Linked DNA regions of Homo sapiens: region 1 is linked to region 2. Evidence: read pairs that join two places in POLR2A ChIA-PET (ENCODE). Cell type or tissue: CD4-positive, alpha-beta T cell. All regions are shown on one strand.

Evidence for each region. Peaks named below come from ENCODE experiments on the same cell type or tissue, not always from the same donor. Only the 100,000 strongest peaks of a DNase experiment are listed, where the experiment ranks them.
Region 1: POLR2A ChIA-PET joins it to region 2 with 5 read pairs; 2 of 35 experiments call an interaction of 5 or more read pairs at or near these places.

Annotation. Positions count from the first base shown.
Region 1 is chr11:58,683,015-58,687,014 of GRCh38, forward strand. No RefSeq gene overlaps it. Among named protein-coding and RNA genes, the nearest start is that of GLYAT, 47 kb to the right of the region's middle. In CD4-positive, alpha-beta T cell, no CTCF peak of the experiment used is centred here; no DNase peak of the experiment used is centred here.
Region 2 is chr11:58,528,274-58,532,273 of GRCh38, forward strand. All of the region lies in intron 7 of LPXN (leupaxin), which reads right to left. Among named protein-coding and RNA genes, the nearest start is that of OR5B21, 22 kb to the left of the region's middle. In CD4-positive, alpha-beta T cell, no CTCF peak of the experiment used is centred here; a DNase peak (open chromatin) is centred at 2,178; H3K27ac peaks cover 963 bases.

The DNA of each region.
Region 1 (4,000 bases), 150 kb after region 2:
TGTGACGGACCTCTTCAAGGAGAACTACAAACCACTGCTGAACAAAATAAGAGAGGACACAAACAAATGGAAAAGCATTCTGTGCTCATGGATAGAATCAATACTGTGAAAATGGCCATACTGCCCAAAGTAATTTATAGATTCAACGCTGTCTCCATCAAGCTACCATTGACTTTCTTCACAGAACTGGAAAAAACTACTTTAAATTTCATATGAAACCAAAAAAGAGCCTGTATAGCCAAGACAATCCTAAGCAAAAAGAACAAGGCTGGAGGTATCATACTACCTTACTTTAAACTATACTACAAGGCTACAGTAACCAAAACAGCATGGTACTGGCACCAAAACAGATACATAGACCAATGGAACAGAACAGAGGCCTCAGAAATAATGTCACATCTACAACCATCTGATCTTTGAAAACCTGACAAAAACAGGAAATGGGGAAAGGATTCCCTATTTAATAAATGATATTGGAAAAACTGGCTATCCTTATATAGAAAATTGAAACTGGACCCCTTCCTTACACCTTATGCAAAAATTAACTCAAGATGGATTAACGACTTAAACATAAGGCCTAAAACCATAAAAAAAAAAAACCCTAGAAAAAAACCTAGGAAATACCATTCAGGATCTAGGCATGGGCAAAGACCTTATGACTAAAACACCAAAAGCAATGGCAACAAAAGCCAAAATTGTCAAAAGGGATCTAATTAAACTAAAGAGCTTCTGCACAGCAAAAGAAACTATCATCAGAGTGAAGAGGCAACCTACAGAATGGGAGAAAATTTTTGCAATCTATGCATCTGACAAAGGGCTAATATCCAGAATCTACAAAGAACTTAAACAGATTTACAAGAAAAAAACAAACAACCCCATCAAAATTGGGCAAAGGTTATGAACAGACACTTCTCAAAAGAAGACATTTATGCGGCCAACAAACATCTGAAAACAAGCTTATCATCACTGGTCATTAGAGAAATGCAAATCAAAACCACAATGAGATACCATCTCATGCCAGTTAGAATGGCAATCATTAAAAAGCCAGGAAACAACAGATGCTGGAGAGGATGTGGAGAAATAGGAATGCTTCTACACTGTTGGTGGGAGTGTAAATTAGTTCAACCATTGTGGAAGACAGTGTGGTGATTCCTCAAGTATCTAGAACCAGAAATACCATTTGACCCAGCAATCCCTTTGCAGCACTATTCACAATAGCAAAGACTTGGAACCAACCCAAATGCCCATCAGTGGTAGACTGGATAAAGAAAATGAGGCACATATACATCATGGAATACTATGCGGCTATAAAAAAGGATAAGCAGGGACATGGATGAAGCTGGAAGCCATCATTCTCAGCAAACTAACACAGGAACAGAAAACCAAACACTGCATGTTCTCAATCATAAGTTGGAGTTGAACAATGAGAACACATGGAAACAGGGAGGGGAACACCACACACTGTGGCCTGTCGGGGAGTGGGGGGCTAGGGGAAGGATATCATTAGGAGAAATACCTAATGTAGATGACTTGTTGATGGGTACAGCAAACCACCGTGGCACATGTATACCTGCGTAACAAACCTGCACGTTCTGTACATGTATCCCAGAACTTAAAGTATATTAAAAAAGAATTAAATTAGATAATGCAAGTAAAGTGCCTAGGACTGTGGCTGGAATATAAGGTTTGCTTACTGAAGAATCATAATTATTACTAAGGCAGTGGCTTTCAGCCACGTCAAGTTCCATAGGGTGAAAATGAATGATGATTTTCCATGGCCCCAGACTGTGATTAAAAAGAAAAATGAAAGAGGTAGAATACCAGTTACAAATGACAAATGTTTTTAAAAATTGTTAGAGCTGAACAAGGGCATATTTGGTTGCCTTTGAAAGTAACAAATTCCCTGTAACTCAAGCTCTTCGAGCAGATACCAGTTGGTGAATATGCTGTACAGACTCCAACACTGGCAGCCATAAGAGTCTGTGAATTTATTGAAGAATGCTTTGTTGCTTTTTCCAGGGTCTTGACTCTTCCTATTCTTTGAGCTGCTACAGATTTATGCTACAGATTATGTACTGTTTTCCATATAAAGCAGAGGAACGCATTCAAGCTTCAGGTGCGAGTGGACAGGTGCCTAATTTCAACACAGTCCTCATCTGGCCACAAGACCAGGTAGGAGTGACTGTTCTCTAACTGGGACATGAGCCCATTTTTTGGTGATATTTTTGTCAGAGTTGGGATGAACAACTTTTCTATCTGCATAAGTTCTCTAGTGTTTCAAAGTCTGTTCTTTTTCTTTTTGGAGCCATCCAGGAGATGACAAATGACCTTGATCACTACACCAACACGTACCAAATCTATTCCAAGAATGCAGAGAATTTACCAGAGGTCCTTGGCCAGCCAGGCATCATAACTGGAAGCAACATTTGTAGACTCAAGTTGCAGGAACATTGGGTGCCATTTGTGGGAAAGAGATAGGCCTTGTGTGGGCACAACCTTTGGGAACCAAGGTGGGGGCATAAAATTTGGTACCAGGCTGGCTTGTGTGTGGTATTTATTCTAGTCAACCAATGATAGGGGCAAAGAGGTTTATACAAATTTATAAATTTGTGGGTATCAGTGGGGGAGTCTTTGGACAAGATGAAGGCCAAAGGTTTTAGGTATTGCCTTCCTCCGAGCAGGGAGAGGTAATACTGCCTACTTAGTTCAAGGGTCAGTGTCAGAGAGCAGGCTCTATAATTCTTTCTTTCTTTTAAAATCTCATTTAATAGAAAATTAATGATTTCTCTTAAGATTGATGATTAACATAAGTTTGCATATGTTTGTTGACCACTCATATTCCTCCTATGCATTGCCTATCATACCTTTGCCAATTATTGTTTTAGCTTATCTTTTGTGCATTAATTATGAATAGTTTTTTTATTGCAATATAATACACCCATAAAATTTACCCTTGTAAAGTGTACAGTTAAGTTGTTTTAAGCATACTCATAAAGTGACCACTGAAGTCTCTGATCAATTAGCTTAGCGATCCTTAAATGTCTGGAACCATTCACCTCCTAGCCTTTGCTGAGGGGCTTTGTGTTTGTATTAGGTCATGCTTTCAGTTTTTAGGCAGGTAGTTTACAACTCTGCCTTAACCTTCATTTCCTGTGTGTGTGCAGCCTCAAGGTCAATTGGATCGGAGATCTTGTTAGAGTCTTCTCGTACTTCCCTGGGCATGTCCACAGCTATATGCAAACATGTAGCCTTCTAGATTCTTAGAAATTTGTCAGAGCTTTCAAAGCTGTCTATGGACATCTCATCCCCCAGCTGATCCTTTTAAATGTTTTGTTTAGGTTTTTGTTTGCCCTAAATATCGTTGCCATGTCAGGCAGCTATGATGTATTAATCGATGCTGACTGTTTTCAGCAGATGACTGGGGGAAATGGCTTTGCACAGTAAGCAAGCCCTGACTAAGATCATCTGAAAAAAGCTGTGAGCGTTGGGGTTCACAGGGAACTGCCAGACATGTCAAATAGCAACAAACCTCTGAGAATATTGCTTTCAGGGAGCTCCAAACCCATACTGCCTGTCCAATAGTTGCTAGGCTCCTGGCTTTCACCATGATTGTAGGACTGTTGGTTTATACCACGGAGCTGCGGAGAGGCCACTACGGATAGGGCAAGTCACAATACCACAAAGCTCACTATTCTCAGAAAGTTTCAGCTGCTTTTTCAACAGGTCATGGACAAAAAAACAAACAGATTCAGCTGTTTCTCTGGAATAAATCTTCAGATTGTTGCAAATTTTTGGTTAATTTTTGGAGTTTTGGAAAATGTTTATTTTGGCTTTTTTCAGTGTTCTTGTCACTTTGATGAAGGAGAGGATTTTTAGAGGTCCTTATTCCATCATTCCCACTGATGTCACCCTCTAATGTCATTTATGCCATCCCTGAAAAACCACAGAGGTCTCTGGAGAAATTTTTTATATTTTTTATTATGTATTTATTTTTTTTAAA
Region 2 (4,000 bases):
CTCAGTGTCCTCATATTCAAAATAGGATGATTACTGTTACCTAATTCAAAGGGTAGTTGTAAGAAATAAATGAGATAATGCAGAGGAAGTGTTTTGGCATTGTGTCTGGTTCATAGTAAACATTTAATAAGTGTTAGGGGCTATTGCTCCTCAGTGCCTTTGTACTAAGTATTCCCTTGGCTTGGATAGTTCTGTCCCAGAGCCTGATATAGTTGTCCTCTTCATGTGATGCAAGAATCACTCAAATATCATCTTATCAGAGAGGCATCTCTTCAGTCCCTCCTTGTCACATCATCTTCTTTCACCGTCTTTATGGCATTTACCTTTATTTAAAATCATCTTTGTGGGCTGTCTCCCCTTACAGGAACATTAGCTCTGAGAGAAACTAGATATTGTTGATCTTGTCACCATTATATCTCTAATATCTAAAACAGCATCTGGGAAGAAAAAAAGCATCTGATATTTTAAAATAAAATACTACTAAATAATAATTTCCAGATGGATGCAAGATCTAAACACAATGACTCATACCATATATTTGAATTAAAAATAGATGTATTCCTCCTTTTTTTATTTTTTGTGTGGGTATATTATTTTTATTGTTTACCAGCAGTGTATGAAAATCCCAATTATTCCTCAGTCTTTACATCACTTGATATATCCATATATTTCCTTTTTAATCAATCAAATGGATGTTATCTATCTATACAATGTTATCTCATGGTAGTTTTGATTTGTATTTCCCGAAAGGCTAATGATACTTAGGGTTTTTTTAATGTGTGCATTTGCATTTCATATCTTGTCATTAATGATGTATTCCTCTTTAATCTGGAAACAGAAAAACTGTCATAAATAAAGCCCAAATTCCAAAAGCAAGTTAAATATTAATAAATTTAGCTACATAAAAATATATCTGAATGACTTACACATGTCAAAAAATCACCATAAACAAAGACAAATAACAATCTGAAGAAAATATTTGCTAATTATATTCCACTCCTGAGTATATGTATGGTTTCAACTATTGTTGTACATAATTAAAAAGTGAAAAAATTGGCCGGGCACGGTGGCTTGCACCTGTAATCCCAGCACTTTGGGAGGCCGAGGCGGGTGGATCACGAGGTCAGGAGATCGAGACCATCCTGGCTAACACGGTGAAACCCCGTCTCTACTAAAAATACAAAAAATTAGCCAGGTGTGGTGGCGAGCGCCTGTAGTCCCAGCTACTTGGGAGGCTGAGGCAGGAGAATGGCGTAAACCCGGGAGGCAGAGCTTGCAGTGAGCCGAGATCGCACCACTGCACTCCAGCCTGGGAGATAGTGAGACTCTGTCTCAAAAAAAAAAAAAAAAAGTAAAAAAATTAAAATGGAAAAACATGAATCCCTAAAAAATTGAATCAAATTGAAGAAAATTAACTGTATATCAAACTGATGACATGAGCAATAAAATAAATAATTTGGAGATTGCTGGCAGGATGACCGAATAGGAACAGCTCAGGTCTGCAGCTTCCAGTGAGATCGATGCAGAAGGCAGGTGATTTCTGCATTTCCAACTGAGGTAACCGGTTCATCTCATTGAGACTGATCGGACAGTGGGTGCAGCCCATTGAGGGCAAGCCGAAAAAGGGTGGGGTGTTGCCTCACCCAGAAAGCACAAGGGGTCAGGGAACTCCCTCTCCTAACAAAGAGAAGCCATTAGAAACTGTGCCGTGAGGAACAGTGCACTCCGGCCCAGATACTGTGCTTTTCCCATAGTCTTCACAAACCGCAGACCTGGAGATTCCCTCTTGTGCCTACGCCACCAGGGCCCTGGGTTTCAAGCACAAAACTGGGCGGCTGTATGGGCAAACACTGAGCTAGCTTTAGAAGTTTTTTTGTTTTTTGTTTTTCATAACCTAGATGCACCTGGAATGCCAGCGAGACAGAACTGTTCACTCCCCTGGAAAGGGGGCTTAAGCCAGGGAGCCAAGTGGCCTGGCTCGGTAGGTCCCACCCCCATGGAGCCCAGCAAGCTAAGATCCACTGGCTTGAAATTCTTACTGCCAGCACAGCAGTCTGAGCTCGACCTGGGATACTAGAATTTGGTGGAGGGAGAAGCATCCACCATTGCTGAGGCTTGAGCAGGTGGTTTTACCTTCACAGTGTAAACAAAGCCACTCAGAAGATCAAACTGGGTGGAGCCAACCGCAGCTCAGCAAGGCTGCTGTGGCTAGACTGCCTCTCTAGATTCCTCTTTTCTGGGCAGGCCATCTCTGAAAAGAAAAAGGCAGCAGCTCCAGTCAGGGGCTTATAGATAAAACCCCCATCTCCCTGGGACAGAGCACCCAGGGGAAGGGGTGGCTGTGGGCACAGCTTCAGTAGACTTAAACATCCCTGCCTGACAGCTCTGAAGAGAGCAGTGGATCTCCCAGCACAGGGTTCGAGCTCTGCTAAGGGTCAGACTGCCTCCTTGAGTGGGTCTGTGGCCCCCGTGTCTCCTGATTGGGAGACACCTCCCAATAGGGGCTAACTGACACCTCATACAGGAGAGCTCTGGCTGGCATCTGGTGGGTGCCCTGCTGGGATGAAGCTTCCAAAGGAAGGAACAGGCAGCAATCTTTGCTGTTCTGCAGCCTCTGCTGCTAATACCCAGGCAAACAGGGTCTGGAGTCGACCTCCAGCAAACTCCCGTGGACTTGTAGCAGAGGAGCCTGACTGTTAGAAGGAAAACTAACAAACAGAAAGGAATAGCATCAACATCAACAGAAAGGACATCCACTCAGACACTCCATCTGAAGGTCACCAACTTCAAAGACCAAACGTAGAAACACTCAAGAAGATGGGGAGAAACCAATGCAAAAAGGGTGAAAATCCCAAAAACCAGAATGCCTCTTCTCCAAAGGATCACAACTCCTCAACACCAAGGGAACAAAACTGGATGAAGAATGAGTCTGACGAACTGATAGAAGTAGGCTTCAGAAGGTGGGTAATAACAAACTCCTCCGAGCTTTATAAAGGAGCATGTTCTAACCCAATGCAAGGAAGCTAAGAACCTTGAAAACAGGTTAGACAAATTGCTAACTAGAATAACCAGTTTAGAGAAGAACATACATGACCTGATGGAGCTGAAAAATATAGCACAAGAACTTTGTGAAGCATACACAAGTATCAATAGCTGAATTGATCAAGCAGAAGAAAGGATATAAGAGATTGAAGGTCAACTTAATGAAATAAAGCAAGAGGACAAGATTAGAGAAAAAAGAATGAAAAGGAATGAATAAAGCCTCCAAGAAATATGGGACTATGTGAAAAAAACAAATCTACGTTTGACTGGTGTACCTGAAAGTTATGGGGAGAATGGAACCAAGCTGAAAAACACTCTTCAGGATATTATCCAGGAGAACTTCCTCAACCTAGCAAGACAGGCCAACATTCAAATTCAGGAAATACAGAGAACACCACAAAGATACTCCTCAAGAAGAGCAACCCCAAGACACATAATCATCAGATTCACCAAGGTTGAAATTGAGGTGACAATGTGCTTGCAACCCTTGCTCGCTCTTGGCACGTCCTTGGCCTCGGCATCCACTCTGGCCACGCTTGAGGAGCCCTTCAGCCTGCCGCTGCACTGTGGGAGCCCCACTCTGGGCTGGCTGAGGCTGGAGCCAGCTCCCTCTGCCTGCGGGGAGGTGTGGACGGAGAGGCACGGGCAGGAACTGGGGCTGCATGCGGTGCTCGTGGGCCAGCACGAGTTTCGGGTAGCACGGGATCAGCAGGCCCCGCACTCAGAGTGGCCGGCCAGCACCGCCAGCCCCAGGCAGTGAGAGGATTAGCAACTGAGACAGCAGCTGCGGAGGGTGCACTGGGTCCCCTAGCACTGCTGGCCCACCTGTGTCATGCTCGAATTCTTGCCAGGCCTCAGCTGCCTCCCTGTGGCGCAGGGCTTGGGATCTGCAGCCCGCCATGCCCGAGACCCCCACAGTGGGCTCCCATGCAGCCCAAGCCTCCCCGACAGGTGCTGC